2 separate regions of the Homo sapiens genome follow, and region 2 is linked to region 1. A link is a loop called in an ENCODE intact Hi-C map of the cell type or tissue named here. Cell type or tissue: OCI-LY7. All regions are shown on one strand. Each heading gives the region's core, and the rest is flanking DNA. Links, peaks and the distances in the headings are about the cores only.

What was found. Peaks named below come from ENCODE experiments on the same cell type or tissue, not always from the same donor. Only the 100,000 strongest peaks of a DNase experiment are listed, where the experiment ranks them.
Region 2: it touches region 1 in a loop (4-fold over the local background); 4 of 110 quality-filtered maps call a loop at or near these places.

Annotation. Positions count from the first base shown.
Region 1 is chr11:60,948,134-60,955,604 of GRCh38, forward strand. SLC15A3 (solute carrier family 15 member 3) reads right to left here and starts at 4,043. Exons shown (of 8, transcript NM_016582.3): 1 at 2,861-4,043. The coding sequence starts at 3,418. RefSeq lists silencers at 3,326-3,485, 3,806-4,035 and an enhancer at 4,216-4,355. In OCI-LY7, for the core only: no CTCF peak of the experiment used is centred there; DNase peaks (open chromatin) are centred at 3,508, 4,078 and 4,488; H3K4me3 peaks cover 3,331 bases; H3K27ac peaks cover 1,428 bases.
Region 2 is chr11:60,895,865-60,903,335 of GRCh38, forward strand. PRPF19 (pre-mRNA processing factor 19) reads right to left here. Exons shown (of 16, transcript NM_014502.5): 4 at 6,876-7,017; 5 at 6,719-6,792; 6 at 6,539-6,601; 7 at 5,635-5,676; 8 at 5,431-5,505; 9 at 4,990-5,065; 10 at 4,718-4,827; 11 at 3,285-3,440; 12 at 2,998-3,067; 13 at 2,677-2,762; 14 at 2,237-2,407; 15 at 1,982-2,087. Among named protein-coding and RNA genes, the nearest start is that of PRPF19, 7.0 kb to the right of the region's middle. RefSeq lists an enhancer at 3,273-3,798. In OCI-LY7, for the core only: CTCF peaks have their summits at 3,688 (motif pointing left) and 3,895; a DNase peak (open chromatin) is centred at 3,657.

The DNA.
Region 1 (7,471 bases), core at 1,356-6,355:
TTTTCCTTTTTCAAATGTAAAATTATAGTCCACACAGATGCACTTAAACCCGCATTCCATTGGAGATTCTGCGGGGTCCTCCTGGAAGTGGGGAGGGAGGGGCATACCAGCTCACTGATAATTCTCGCTCTAGACTTTCAAGCAGAAAATTGAATAGGTCCCATTAGAAGCAGCCACTTCCATTTATTAATTGGAAGTAAATGAATGTGACTATTGTAACTCTAAGGGGGAAGACCAGGCAGCCCATTCAGGATATAAATGAGTTCTTTTAGAATGAGCAGATGCTTTGTCGAGAGTGATGGATGGCCCTTTCTGAAATCAGCAAGTATGTGAAACACGCAGCTCCTGGGGTATAGCTGTTGCCAGATGGTGCCAGTCCCACCCACCCCCACATCCCCATCTGACTGCCCCCCTGAATTCTGCAGCCGCTTCCTGCCTGTTGTGAAGTACCCACTCTTGTTAACCCATATGCTATCTACACTGCAGCCGGAGCCATTTTTGAAGAGCTCAAATCCAGTGATGTCCATTCCTGCCTCAAATCATTTTGGTGTTTCTGCACTGTCCTAGGGATCAGGTCCCGACTTCATGAGGCCTTGTGGCCTGCCTTTGCTCCACCCAAAGTTCGTGCCCAGCCAAGGGGAGAACGTACAGGAGCTTCTGGCCCTGTTGATGCCACGGGAGGCTCTGCTCAGTGGCCTGGCCTCCAGAAGATCAGTTTTGCCACAGGGGGTACTAGATGGGTGAGGCTCTCTGGAGGTCAATAGGGTCAATGACACAGGTTAAGGGTACTGGGTTGGGGGTGCTAGTGGGATGTCAATGAAATAATAGGATTAAAGGAAGATGAGAGATTCCCATTGACAAATATTGGGGGTCTCTAGGTCAGAAAGAATGTCAACAAGAAGTAAGAAACGGTCAGGGCTGGCCGGTCGCAGTGGCTCACGCCTGTAATCCCAGCACTTTGGGAGGCTGAGGCAGGTGGATCACCTGAGGTCAGGAGTCAAGACCAGCCTGGCCAACATGGCGAAACCACATCTCTCCTAAAAAAATACAAAAACTAGCCAGCGTGGTAGCGGGCACCTATAATCCCAGCTACTTGGGAGGCTGAGGCAGGGAGAATTGCTTGAGCCCGGGAGGTGGAGGTTGCAGTGATCTGAGATCGCACCTCTGCACTCCAGCGTAGGCAACAGAGCGAGACTCCGTCAAAAGAAAGGAAGAAAGAAAGGAAAGAAGGAAAGAAAGAGAAAGAAAGAGAGAGAGAGAAAGAGAAAGAAAGGAAGAAAGAAAGAAAGAAGGAAAGAAAGAAAGAAAGAAAGAAAGAGAAAGAAAGAGAGAGAGAGAAAGAGAAAGAAAGGAAGAAAGAAAGAAAGAAGGAAAGAAAGAAAGAAAGAAAGAAAGAAAGAAAGAAAGAAAGAAAGAAAGAAAGAAAGAAAGAAAGAAAAGAGATGGCCAGGGCTGGCCTGGGGGCATGAAGTCATCATCAAAGGATCCTAAACAAGCTGGACAAGTGACTCCTTGTCAAGGACACTGGAAACTGCTAGGTGCTGAATTGTGGGTGCCAATTGGATGAAACGATCCTTTTGAAAAATGTCCCCTTTATGAGTATAATATGTGCAATCAAAGAACATTTGATAAACTGAGACAAGAAGAAAGTGCAATTAGTCCAGTGGCCTGATCATACCACTGTGACAATCTTTTTCCAGTTTCCTTTCGTTGACACCTCGTCTTTCCACATGGCTGCAGTCCTATCTGTATGCAGTCCTGCCTCCTGCTTTTGCTCATTTACACCATATGTGGTTATTTTAATAATATTACATTTTAGTCTAAATTATTGTCTAATATCCCACTGGGAACAGCTATCAAAATATAGCCGTGTTGTTGGGCATTTACTCATTCATTTAGCAAATACTTATTAAATTTCTTCTACGTGCCATGCTCTGTTCAAGGGGGAACGGAGAAAGGCTCAGAGGTTGAGCTAAGGGAGAAGACCAGGCAGCCCATTCAGGATATAAATGAGTTCTTGCCCATGTGGCTCCAGCTAGTGAAAGGCAGAGCTGGGATCTGAGCAAGTCGGCCTGACAGCCTCTAGCACTGCTGGTAGGAAGAAGCTGGCTTGCTCCTGCCCTGCCCGCACATCCCCATAACACACAGAGAGGAGGTTCATGGTGGGACCTGGAGTCCAGCTGCCTTTACTCGGCTCCTCGACCCTCCATGTCACCTTGGGCAAGTTGATTAATGCCATGAAACCTCTCAGTGTCTTTCTCTGTAAAATGGGCATAATAATTCCTACTTCCTGGGTGGTGAAGAGTATTAAATCAGTTAAACAGTGAAAGTGCTTAGCATAGGGCCTGCAAGTAGCTCAAAAAAGACCAACCTGCCTGGCGTGGTGGCTCATGCCTGTAATCCCAGCACTTTGGGAGGCCTAGGCAGGTGGATCACCTGAGGTCAGGAGTTCAAGACCAACATGGTGAAACCCCACCTCTACTTAAAAAAAAAAAAAAATTACAAAAATTAGTTGGGCGTGGTGGCAGGCCCCTGTAATCCCAGCTACTCTGGAGGCTAAGGAGGGATAATCGCTTGAACCCGGGAGGCTGAGGTTGCAGTGCGCTGAGATCGCGCCATTGCACTGCAGCCTGGGCGACAGAGTGAAACTCCGTCTCAAAAAATAAAACAAACAAAAAAACAACCATGGTTATTCCCACTGCGGTTGCCATCGGTTTTGCAAGGGCTAGCCCCCCTCTTCTTTCAAATCAGGAAACTAGTGCAGGCAGGGGACCTGGTTTGTCCCAGGTCACGCTGGGGGCCAGCCCTCCTTCCCTCCACACCCGCCGGAGTATGCCGGGGCAGGCCTCCTGCCACTCACCTGGTCGGCACCGAAGGAGGTGAGGTTGCTCCGGACGGAGCTGGCGGCCAGGCCGAGTAGCAGCAGGCCCGCGTAGAGGACGGGCGCGCAGTAGGGGCTGGGCGAGGAGCGCGGGCAGCCGGCCGAGGGGCAGGCAGGTCCCAGCGGCGACGCGGGCATCTCTCCGCAGAAGGAGCTGCGGCCGTCGGGGAAGGCGGTGGCGGGCAGCAGGCCCGAGGCGGCCAGGTAGAGCAGCAGGCTGAGCGCGACCGCGCGGTAGCGGCCCAGGTACACGTCGGCCAGCCAGCCGCCCACGGGCGCCAGCAGGTAGGAGGCGCCCAGGAATACCAGCGCGGCGCGCGTCGCCTGCTCGCCGGTCCAGTTGAAGTTGGTGCTGTTGAGGTACAGCACGAGGTTGGCGGTGACGCCGAAGAAGGCGGCGCGCTCCAGCATCTCCACCAGCAGCACGGCCGCGCCCGCCGCCCGCCGCCACCGTCGAGGGCCCCGCGCACCGCGAGGCAGCAGCGGCTGGCGCTCCCCGGGCACGCGGGGCTGCTCCCGGGCGCGCGGCGCGGGCATCCTGGCTCCGGGCTGGGCCCCCCGCGGCTCTTCTCTCCTCTCCTCTCCCCGCCTCAGAGCCCTGCACTCCTGCCCCCGGGCCTCGGCCCTCTCCCCCACCCAACTGGCTGGCCCTCCTTTCTCACCGCTTTGGCCCACCCTTCCCTCCTGTCCCCTCTCCCTTTCTTGCCCTACCCTTCCTGTCCCTCCGCTCACTACCCGGACTCTACCACCTCCTCCCTAATTCTCAACTCCCCTCTCCCTTCCCCCACCCCTAAGGCTTCCTCCCCGCGCCTCTCCTGCAGCTGTTTCTCCCTAACTCTCCCCTCTCCTCCCTCCACCTTGACCCTTCCTCGCACTCTTGTTCACACTGCGACCCTCCCTGCTTCACTTCGCTGCCCCTCCGCCTCCCTTTCCCCTCCCCGTTTGTCGCCCCTTCCTGTTGTCCCCTCTCCTTATGACTCCTGGCCTGCCCTGGGCGTGGGGTGGGGGCTCCCTCTGCCCCAGTCACCCTGCTGCCCCTTGCCGTCTTCTCCACCTCCTCCCTGTCCCCCTCACCCCCACTGCCTACACTCCCCTCTCAGTCCCCTGCAGCCCTCCCCCCAGGCTCAGCCTCTGTCCCTCTCTCGGCTTCTTGAGAAACTCTGGGCTCCCCTCGCTTCCCCTTTCACAGGCCCTATCCGCAGTCCCCTGCCTGCATCACATGGCGCTACTGGGTGTTTAGGAGAAGTGAAAGCCTGGGTCACAGGGCTCCTGCCCGGTCAGCTTTCTAAAAACCTCCCTCCTTCTCTACCTCTGCCTCCTACCCCAAACCCCCGCTGCTGGCCTCCTTAGAGCCAAAAAATTCCAGGAGGAATTTTTTCTTTCAGTTTCATTTCTCGCCAGGATTCCACTTTTGCTTTACCCTCTTCCAATCAAACTCCACGCCTCCACCCGAGGCGCCACGGGTAGAAAGAAGTGGAAAGGCTACCTGCATCATTTGGTCACACTCAGCCATTTCACAGATGCAGAGACAGACCCAGTGGGGCTAGGGCAGGAAGGTGGAGAAAGATTGGTTCCTGGTAACTGAACTAGGGGTGAAGCCCTGCCCCGGGCTCCTGAGTGGCAGGGAAATTCACAGCGCAATTCGGATTGCACAGAGGCTGCTGTGAGGAAGGAAGTGGGGCACTTTCAACAAGCCTGCGGGCCATAGAGGACCACAAGTGAGTCGGGATTGAGAGGGACACCGACCTCAGACTAAATCAGAGTCAGCCTCAGAACTCCTAAGCACCAGCCCCACCCTGACCTAGGAGCCCGGGGGATCTGGCCTCTGCTCTCCTCTGATCTCATCTCAGCCCCATGTTCACTCAAGTCCAGCCAGCCGGCCTCCCAGGTTCCCCTTCCATGCTAAGCTCCTCCCTGCCTCAGGGCCTTTGTCTTTGCTGACCCCTCTGCCATAACTGCTCTCCCTCCATATCCTTGCATGGCTGGCTGCTTCTCTTTATTGAGGTTTCAGCATATATGTCTCCTTTGTAGGGACCTTCCCTGATTTTCCCATCTAAGTAGTTTCCTACTGGATTCTCAGCATCCCCCATCACATTGTCTTGTTTTAATGTCTTCAGAGCACATATTACTTGTTCAGTTAGCACCAGTAGAATAGGCCCTCCATCAGATCAGAGACCTTTTCTAACTCTTCACTGTTTTATTCTCAATGGCTTCCCAGTGCTTGGCAAATAGTAGGTGCTCAATAAGTATTGCCTGAATCAATGAATGGAAAGAGTGTCCCAAGGCAAAATTTGTAAGAATAATAATATCAGGAAAGCTAAAGCTAAATAAACTGAGTCTCACAAAAGCTATAGATACCAGCAAAAAAAGCACTATAGATACCAGCAAAAAAGCGAGGGATTTTTTGTTGTTGTTGTTTGTTTGTATGTTTGTTTTGAGACGAAGTCTCACTCTGTCGCCCAGGCTGCCATGCAGTGGCACAATCTCGGCTCACTGCAACCTCCACTTCCTGAGTTCAAGCAATTCTCCTGCCTCAGCCTTCTGAGTAGCTGGGATTACAAGCGCGTGCCATCACGCCTGGCTAATTTTTGTATTTTCAGTAGAGATGGGATTTCACCATGTTGGTCAGGCTAGTCTCAAACTCCTGACCTCATGATCCACCTGCTTCGGCCTCCCAAAGTCCTGGGATTACAGTTGTGGGCCACTGTAAGTTTTTAACATGTTAGAGAAGCCAGGCCAAGAGGATGGTGAGAAAGCAAAGCCCTCCATCCCAGGTCTTCCTGCAGTCACTGCAGTCAGGACCATGTGCTCTCGTGAGGTGGGCAGAGCCTGGAGGAGAGAAGAGGAGACTTCAATGGAGCTGCACCATCCCTCGACTTGGAGGAAGCTTAGGTCATCAGCTGTGACGGTATGGTGACGAAGTTCAGATCACATCAGATCCAGCTCCTTCCTCTCTTGGCAAGATCACTAGGCTGGCAGATGAGCTCAGACTTAGCCCAGAGAGCTGAGTCTTACCCAGAGAGCTGAGAGAGTGCTGGCCTGCCATCGGTGATGTTCAGCGGGTGGTAGATGAAGGGAAAGGCTTCTAAAAGCAGTGTGGCCTGCAGAGAAAAACCCAGGAGAGGAAAGTAGCAAAGAAAAGAGGAGTGCAGCATCTTTTTTTTTTTTTTTTTTTTTTTTTTTGAGACAGAGTCACACTCTGTTGGCCAGCCTGGAGTGCAGTGGCACGATCTCGGCTCACTGCAACCTCTGCCTCCCAGGCTCAAGCAATTCTCCTGCCTCAGCCTCCTGAGTAGCTGGGATTACAGGCGTGTGCCACCACGCCCGGCTAATTTTTGTGTTTTTTAGTGGAGATGGGGTTTCACCATGTCAGCCAGGCTGGTCTCAAATGCCTGACCTCAGGTAATCCATCTGCCTTGGCCTTCAAAAGTGCTGGGATTACAGGTGTGAGCTACCGCACCCAGCCCAGCGTCTTTCTTACTGCCCAGCCTCCATCTCCAAGGTACCAGGGGGCCAGGTGCTGGGCTGGTTCACTGGGGAAAGTCCTGGGGACACATTTAGCTGGGGAGAAGGTAGGGGTGACTTGCCTCTTGCAGATAGGGGAAGTAATGTTCCAAAAGCGGACATGACTGTCACCCAGGGCACGAGTCACAACACTGATGACCAGTGGGAGGGAGCTGGAGAGCAGAATCTTAGAACTGAGGAGCCCCAGAGCTGGTGGGCCATGGCCGTGACCCACAGGTCTATGTGGTTTGGCTCTGATAGTGTTTAGTTACATGGTGTTTAGTTTTTGTTGTAGCTTCTGTTACTGTTTCTCTTTTTATTTTTTTATTTTTATTTTTTTTTGAGATGGAGTCTCACTGTGTCACCCAGGCTGGAGGCTGGAGTGCAGTGGGGTGACCTCGGCTCACTGCAACCTCCGAATCCTGGGTTCAAGAGATTCTCGTGCCTCAGCCTCCCGAGTAGCTGGGACTACAGGTGCCCGCCACCGTGCCCAGCTAATTTTTGTATTTTTAGTAGAGAAGGGGTTTCGCCATGGTGGCCAGGCTGGCCTCAAACTCCTGACCTCAAGTGATCCACCTACCTCGGCCTCCCAGAGTGCTGGGATTATAGGCATGAGCCACCGTGCCCGGCCATATTGTTTTTTAATTTTAAAACATTTTTGAAGTTTTAGTTATCTCCTTAAAAATTCAGAAGTATTGGCCGGGCACGGTGGCTCACGCCTGTAATCCCAGCACTTTCGGAGGCCGAGGTGGGTGGATCGCCTGAGGTCGGGAATTCGAGACCAGCCTGACCAACATGGAGAAACCCCATCTCTACTGAAAACACAAAATTAGCCGGGCGTGGTGGCACAGGCCTGTAATCCCAGCTACTCAGGAGGCTAAGGCAAGAGAATCGCTTGAACCCAGGAGGCGGAGGTTGCAGTGAGCCCAGATCGCACCATTGCACTCCAGCCTGGACGACAAGAGCGAAACTCTATCTCAAAAAAAAAAAAAAAATCAGAAGTATTAGCATGAAGATCCGGACTTTTGGCTACTCCTGAAATTGCAGAGGATCTGGCATCTCTGGGCCTGCATGCTCACAGAGAGC
Region 2 (7,471 bases), core at 884-5,883, 53 kb before region 1:
TGGTCAGAACACACACAGCATTTCATTTATCAAATAAATTCAGTAACTTTTATGGGCACATTTCATGGTGCCCCCCCGCCCAACAATTACAATAGCAACATCAAAGATCACTAACGGACACAATAAATCATGAAGAAGTTTGAAATACTGTAAGAATTACCAAAATTTGACACACAGACACAAAGTGAACACATGTTGTTGGAAAAATGGTACTGACAGACTTGCTTGGGGCAAGGTTGCCAAAAACCTTCAATTTATAAAAAGCAAAGTATCCATAAAATACAATAAAGCTAAGTGCAATAAGACAAGGTATGCCTATACTATACTTTTTTTGGTATTAAATATACTCTTCCCACTTATAAAAAAAAGTTAACTGTAAAACAGCACCAAGCAGGCCCTTTCAGGAGGTATCCGAGAAGAAGGCATTATCATCATAGGAGATGACAGGTTTATGCATGTTGGTGCCCCCGAAGACCTTCCGGTGGGAAAAGATGTGGAGGTAGAAGACAGTGATGTTGGTGCTATGGTTAGGCTTTGTGCCGCCACCCAAATCTCATCTTGAATTGTAGTGCCCATAATCCCCACGTGTTGTGGGAGGGAGCCAGTGGGAAGTAACTGAATCATGGGGGTGGTTACCCCCATGCTGTTCTCATGATAGTGAGTTCTCACGAGATCTGATGGTTTTATGAGGGGCTTTAGCCCCTTTGCTCAGCATTTGTCTCTCCTGTTGCCATGTAAAGAAAGACATGTTTGCTTTCCCTGCTGCTATGACTGTAAGTTTCCTGAGGCCTCCCGAGTCACTGTGAGTCAATTAAACCTCTTTCCCTTATCAATTACCCAGGCAGTTCTTCATAGCAGTGTGAGAACGGACTAATACAGTTGGTGATCCTGATCCTGTGTAGGCCTAGGGTAATGTGTGCTTGTGTCTTAGTTTTTAACAAGAAAAGTTTAAAAAGTAAAAAATAAAAATAAAAAAATTAGAAAAAAGCTTATAGAACAAGGATGTAAAGAGAGACAATATTTTTGTACAGCTGTACAATGTGTTTTAGTTTTAAGTTAAATGTTATTACAAAAGAATCCATTTTTTTAAGTTTATAAAGTAAAAGTCAGCTAAGGCTTATTACTGAAGAAAAAGTTTTTTATGAATTTAGTAAAACCTAAGTGTACTGTGTTTATAAAGTCTACAGCAGCGTACAGTAATGTCCTAGGCCTTCACATTCACTCACAACTCACTCACTGAAAGCAACTTCCAGTCCTGCAAGCTCCTTTCATGGCAAGCACTATACCAGTGTACCATTTTAAAAAAATCTCTTATACCTTATTTTTACTGAACCTTTTCTATGTTTACACTTGTTTAGATACACAAATACTTACCATTGTGTTATAATTGTATTCACTACATTTAATATGCTGTACCGGTTTGTAGCCTAGGAGCAATAATAGACTATACTAAGGTTATAGCAATAGTCTTGGCGTGTAGTAGGCTACACCATTTAGATATATGTAAGTTCACTCTACAATGGTCGCACATGACGATATCACCTAACAAGACATTTCTCAGAACATATCCCCATTATTAAGTGATATATAAACTGTATAAGCTTCAATCATCTGACCCTTCTGCAGATCTAATATAATGTGGGCCTCCCGTGCATATGCACGTAATTAAAATGGCTCTCCTCCTGTCACTGTCTAATGTTCATTTATTTTAGATTCAGTTATCAAAACTTCAGAGGGACTTTTCTCTCCCTTTAGTAACCTGCCCAATGCCACAGGGCATGGAAGTGGCAGAACAAGCACTAGCATCTACTGCCATGCAGTCTGACTCAGTTGCTTCCTTAGTCATAAAGCTCTGCCTCAGGTGGTAACAGAAAGCTGCTTAGGTAAATTCATGCAAGCCCTAGAAATTCCTAACCCAGTGAGGCTTCCCTCCGGGCCTGGGCACCTAGAGAGATCCCAGGAGCCCAGGACCAGCCTCTACCTGTAAAGTGAAGAATCTCCGTCCATTGTTTGCAGATGTAGATCTGGACATCCGTGCCCCCAAGAGCCAGGTAGGTACCACTCTGGTCAAAGATCAGTGACTTTACCTGCCAGAAATAGAAAGAGAGAAGGTCACACAAGGGGAACAGAAACTATGGGGCAGTTGCGGATAAGCAGAAGCAATTAGATTAATTCAATAAATAATTGACAAACAAGGAGACACAATGGAAAGCTGGGCGGAGGGGGAAGGGCACACCTCAAAGTTGTTATCCAGCTGCAAAGTCTTAAAGTTCTTAAGCTTGCGCAGATCCCAGAGCTTGACAGAGGAGTCATCAGCCGCTGTAGCCAGGTAGTAACCATTCTCAGAGAAGGCGATGCTAGTGATGGGGCCCGAGTGGCCAGGGAAGTTGGCCACATTAGTACGTTCCTACAGTGGCGGTGGGTAGTAAAATACGTCACCCACAGATCATGAGAGGAAGAAAATGGGGCTCACCAAACTCCTACCTGAGATGTCCCTCACGTCCTTCCAGGAAGGACAGCCAGCGGGACCCCCCAGACCACACCATCATATCACACACGCACAGCCAGTGTCTCTCCACCTTCAGGGCCAGGTGCCACAAGCACCTAATTAGCACTGCATTGTCACAAACACTCCCTCTGGCCCTGGGCCTCAGATGGAGGCCTACCATGTCCTACCTTCAAGTCCCAGATCTTGATCTGAGAGTCCATGGTTCCTGTTCCAAAGATGAGTCCGTCAGGGTGGAACTGTGCACAGGTGAGAGCTGTGGAGGAGGGAAGAGAGACCTGTGGTCAGAGCCCACCAGGGAGAGAGACTAAGAGCAGCAAAGGTAGGTTCCTTGTTCTTCACATTCCTCAGTGAACCCAGCACAAAGCCCGCACTAGACAGGTGCTCATGGTAAATATATCTTTAGAACAAATAAACAAATGACTAAATAAAATGTAAAAATAAATAATAAACAGCAAACAAAAAAGCTGAGTGCCTATGAGGCAACTTACAGCAGCCGGAGGTCTCATCTGTCACCTTGGTGAGCACACGCCCTGTCTGGATGTCAGAGAAAGCCCAGTACTGGGGAAAAAAAAAGAGACAATGGAGTCAGTGAGAAAGTGGGTCCCAGGTTCTGGTGGCCCTTCAGCAAGACAGAGCCCCTGGTTTGGCAAACCCTGGCAAACATTCTCCTTTGAGGTTCTGGGGAACCAGCTGGGGTGGGAAGATGTTCCTGCCACCCAGGATGTTCAAGCTTGGGGACCAGCAGGCCTCTCCAGGGCACTGGCTGGGACCGCACCTGATCATCGGAGGAGCTCAGGAGATAGTCGCCAGTGGCATGAAGGCTGAGGCCTGTCACAGCACTCTCATGGGCCCGAACCACCTGTACACAAGAGGCATTGGGGACCGACCAAATCCTGATAGTGGCATCGGGGGAAGCAGAAAACACCAGGTCCTACAAGGAAAACAAAGACAGAATATCAGAGTCAGAAAAGAGATACAGACCAAAACAATCTTATAAAACGGGGCTGGGGATGCCCACAACTGCCAACAATTGCTTCTCCTTTCAGCTCTGCCCTCCCTGGAACCACCTATCCACCCAATGGTGCCCAAGACAGCCAATGGTAAACGCTATTAAAGTGCTAACTCATACAGCATCAGGGCTTGTGGAGGCGTCCTCGCCATCTAGTGGTAAAAAGGCTAACTGCAACAGAGAGCAATTTTCCCATTTCCAGGACCAAAGGAAAAATGTAGCTAGTACAATTGAGGGACTGAATTTTTTATTCTATTTCATTGAAATTTAAATAGCCACATGCAGCTAACTGCTACTGTACTGTATGGCACAGGTCTGAGCAGTACTGGGACTGGAAGGGGCTGCATGGCTGTATTTCAGTGCATTCCACTTTTATGGATTTCCAGGGTAAGTTAATTTTCCAAAAGATTTGGGGCAGGGAGAGAATTTCGCGTCACTCACCAATTTTTTGTTTAGTTAGGATATTAAAAGCCATAAGGTAAAAATAACTACCATCTTTTTTTATCAATACAATTTCATGAGACCTAACTATTAATACCCCATAAGCAAGAAAACAGTGCTCTCAATTTGAACAAATTTAGTCATGAAAAATTCACCATGTTATTCTTATATTTCTCATTTCCCTAAGGTCCAAGGGAAATCTTGACTGCGAAGCACTAAACCAACCATGTCCTGCAGCCCCAAACCCAAACTGTCTTAGGCTTAAAATTCGAATCCCATAATATCATTAATCTGGTCCCATGAGTTACCTTTACCCTGTAAACCAGAGGTTCTGTTTACAACCTACACCACTTTCAACAGTCAACATGATTTTTACCCATCTTGGAGGATCATGGGAAAGCAGATATATCTGTCCTCCTCGTAAGTGTGAGTTGAGATTGTGTTGAGCTTTGTTTTCTGTAGTTTATATTAGGAACACTATAAGATTTTTTCTTTCCCTAATATGAAATATTTCAATGAATATGCTTGTCAAACTACACATTTCCGTTCTCTCCCTGGCTGGAAGATCACTGCTTTAGAAGGTCTCACGCAGAGTGAAGGGCAATCTCCACAACTCCAAAGTGAGCCCCTCCAAGTGCCCACTCAGGAGTCAGAGTCAGAGCTCTTTCCCAGCCCCACTTCACAGAGACAGCAGCGGGGTGAGGGACAAACAACAGCCAAGGAAAGAAGAACCAAGGGTGGCGAGGAGAACCCCTTACCTGGGAAGGGTGAAACACCACGCTGGTGACCTTCTTGGTATGGCCTTTGAGGGTAGCCAGGATTTGTTCAGAACTTTTGTCAAACACAACGACATTTTTATCCGCCCCACCTGGAGAAGACCCAAAAAGACCAAACAATGAGTCAGGCCCACCCAGGCCCTTTTGCTCAAGGAAATGCTTTTGTTCCCATGCCCATGAAGAGGACAAGGAGCATGCGCCTTCCCTGCTGCCCCTCCCCACTTTGGCCTGCCGGGCTAGGCCCAGACTCTCACCAGTGAGGATCTTGTTGGTGTCGGACGGGCAGAGGTCCAGGGCCAGGATCCCAGGAATGCTGGCACTGTGCAACCCCTTTGCAGAGAGACACACCAAACCCTGTCACGGCCAAATCACAGCAGGCCACAAAGCCACAGACCTCCCCTACTGCCATCTCCAGTCACCCATGTTCTCAGGGGAGCAAGAGTTACTTCTATTCCTTATCCATACCTCTTGGCTATCTGCCTGGTACGGTAACTCCCTCACTGCATCACTAGGAAACCCACAGCTGGGCAGAAAGAGGAGCCCTGACAACTCAGCAGCCCAGGCGAGAAACAGCACCAGGAACAGCGCCAGGAACCTGGGACAGCTCTGCACTCAGCACTCCCCATGCTGGCCCGCCCACCCCAGAAACAAAACGGGAGGGCTGTCTCCAAGACAGTGGAGACCCAGACACTCACCACGTGGGATGCCACCTGCCGGTATTTGCTGAGCTCTTCTGGCTTCACCAGCTCCTCAGGCACAGTCTTCCCTCTCTGAGAAAATGAAAAGCCCCCAAAGAAGAGCAGCAATGAATCCAAGATTCAGCCGCCCTCTCTCTCCTAAGGAGTCAACCGCCTCCCACCAGGCCAGCTCTTTCTCCAGGCTTCAGAAAGAGAACTCACCTTCTTGCGCTCCGTGGTTAGCACAGTGGCTTTGTCTTGAAGCTGGGGAAGAACAGGCTCAATGTGAGACAAATCATCTTGCAAGGAGAAAAGTACATTAGATGCTGGTCACACCTGTGCTTTCAAAAGCAGCACCAAGAACTTGCTATCTGCCAACTTCTACGTTACAGGCTTAAAGGCATTCTCTCTTCTTACTTCCATCCCAGCTTTATGAGGGGGGTGTTGATGACCTTATTTTACAGCTGAGGAAACTGAGCCTCAGAGAAGTGAAGTCAATTGCCCAAGGTCGCAGAGGTGATAAACAGCAGAGCAAGAATAGAAGCTAGGACTGTAGAGCTCCCATAGGTCTACACGCCACTAAGCCAAGGGCTCAGACACATGCTGACAATTTGAACTGCTCAGAAAGACACTAAGAAGCCCTGCAAATGAGAATCCCACTGGACTTGCAATCAGGAAGCCCAGCTCTGCCTCTCAGATGTGTCTTTCATCTGCAAAATAAGGATTATAATTCCTATCCTATTGCCCTCATAGAAAAAAAACAAGAAAATATATAAAAGTAGTTTACTATCTGCAAAGAATCTCAATAACAATAAGAGCTAAAAGGTGCACTTATCAGTAATGAAATCTTTTAAATTCCCACAGCCTGCCTATACAGTGGATATGATCATATTCTCAGTTTAGAAGCTAGGGAAATGAGACACGTAAGGGTTGGCTAAGTAAGCCAAGGTCATAAAGCTTACAAGTAGTGGCATCAAAATACAAACCCAGGCAATCTGGTCCCAGGGTCCATGCTCTGCACCACTCAACTCCCAAAAGCACAGTGATTTTAGTCACGATGGACTCCAGACAGATGGTGAAAAGTAAGGGCCCATCAGCACTCCCACCAGGTGAGAGCAGGACTTACCTTCTGAATAATCTCTGGGGTCATTCCCACCAGCTCACCCAAATCCATTGGCTCACCCGCACCCTGAAGAGAAGAAAGGTGAGGGTGAGAGGCACAGAGCACCAAAGACACCTGCATAAGGACAGTTCTGTGGGCCACTGTACACAAATGGGCTGCTGGTAAGGGAAGGGGGACACTTACCACAACACTTGGTTGGGAACTTGGCACAGCCTGGGGCACAATGAGGCCAGCCTGTGGTTTCAGGGTAGCCAGAGCTGAGAGAAAAGACGATGTTAGAAATGGGATATTACAATGCAGAACCAGCCCAGGGTGGGGGATGGCAGGGGAGAGGCTGCACCTTCTCGGGCAGCAGTGACTTCCTTGGTGAGACGGGCAATGACACGGCAGGCGGCATCGTGCTGGTACAGAGCGTGTGACAGCTCTTGGCGGGTTGTCTGCAGCTGCTGGCGCAGAGTGAAGCTGTGCAGCATGACTGCATCCTGGGAGAAGCAAATATCATTGTAAGGTGAGGTGGGGGGTGCAGGGAGTACCCAGTGGAGTCAGCCCTTGGGGAGGGGATGCTGCCTCCTATCCCAGAGCCTAGACCAGTATCAGTGACCCAAACAATATCCGAGCAAACACGAATGTGCCGGCAGACACTCTTGAGCTCCTACCCCAAGCGAACCACTGGGCACACAGACAGGAGTGGGAGCCAGCTCTTTCCCATCCCCACCTTCCCTAACTTACTGGCAAATCCCAGCTGTCATGCCGTCCCCTCTCTAAAAGAGAATAACAACACTGCTGCTGCTGCTATTTATTGATCGCCCTCGTTGTGTCAGGCACTGTGCCAGACAGTCCTGCAGGATGTATTCAATCATTCAATTCATAACTCTAGAGCACCTACTATGTACCAGGTGCTGCTCTCAGTGCTGGGGATACAACGAAGAATAAAAC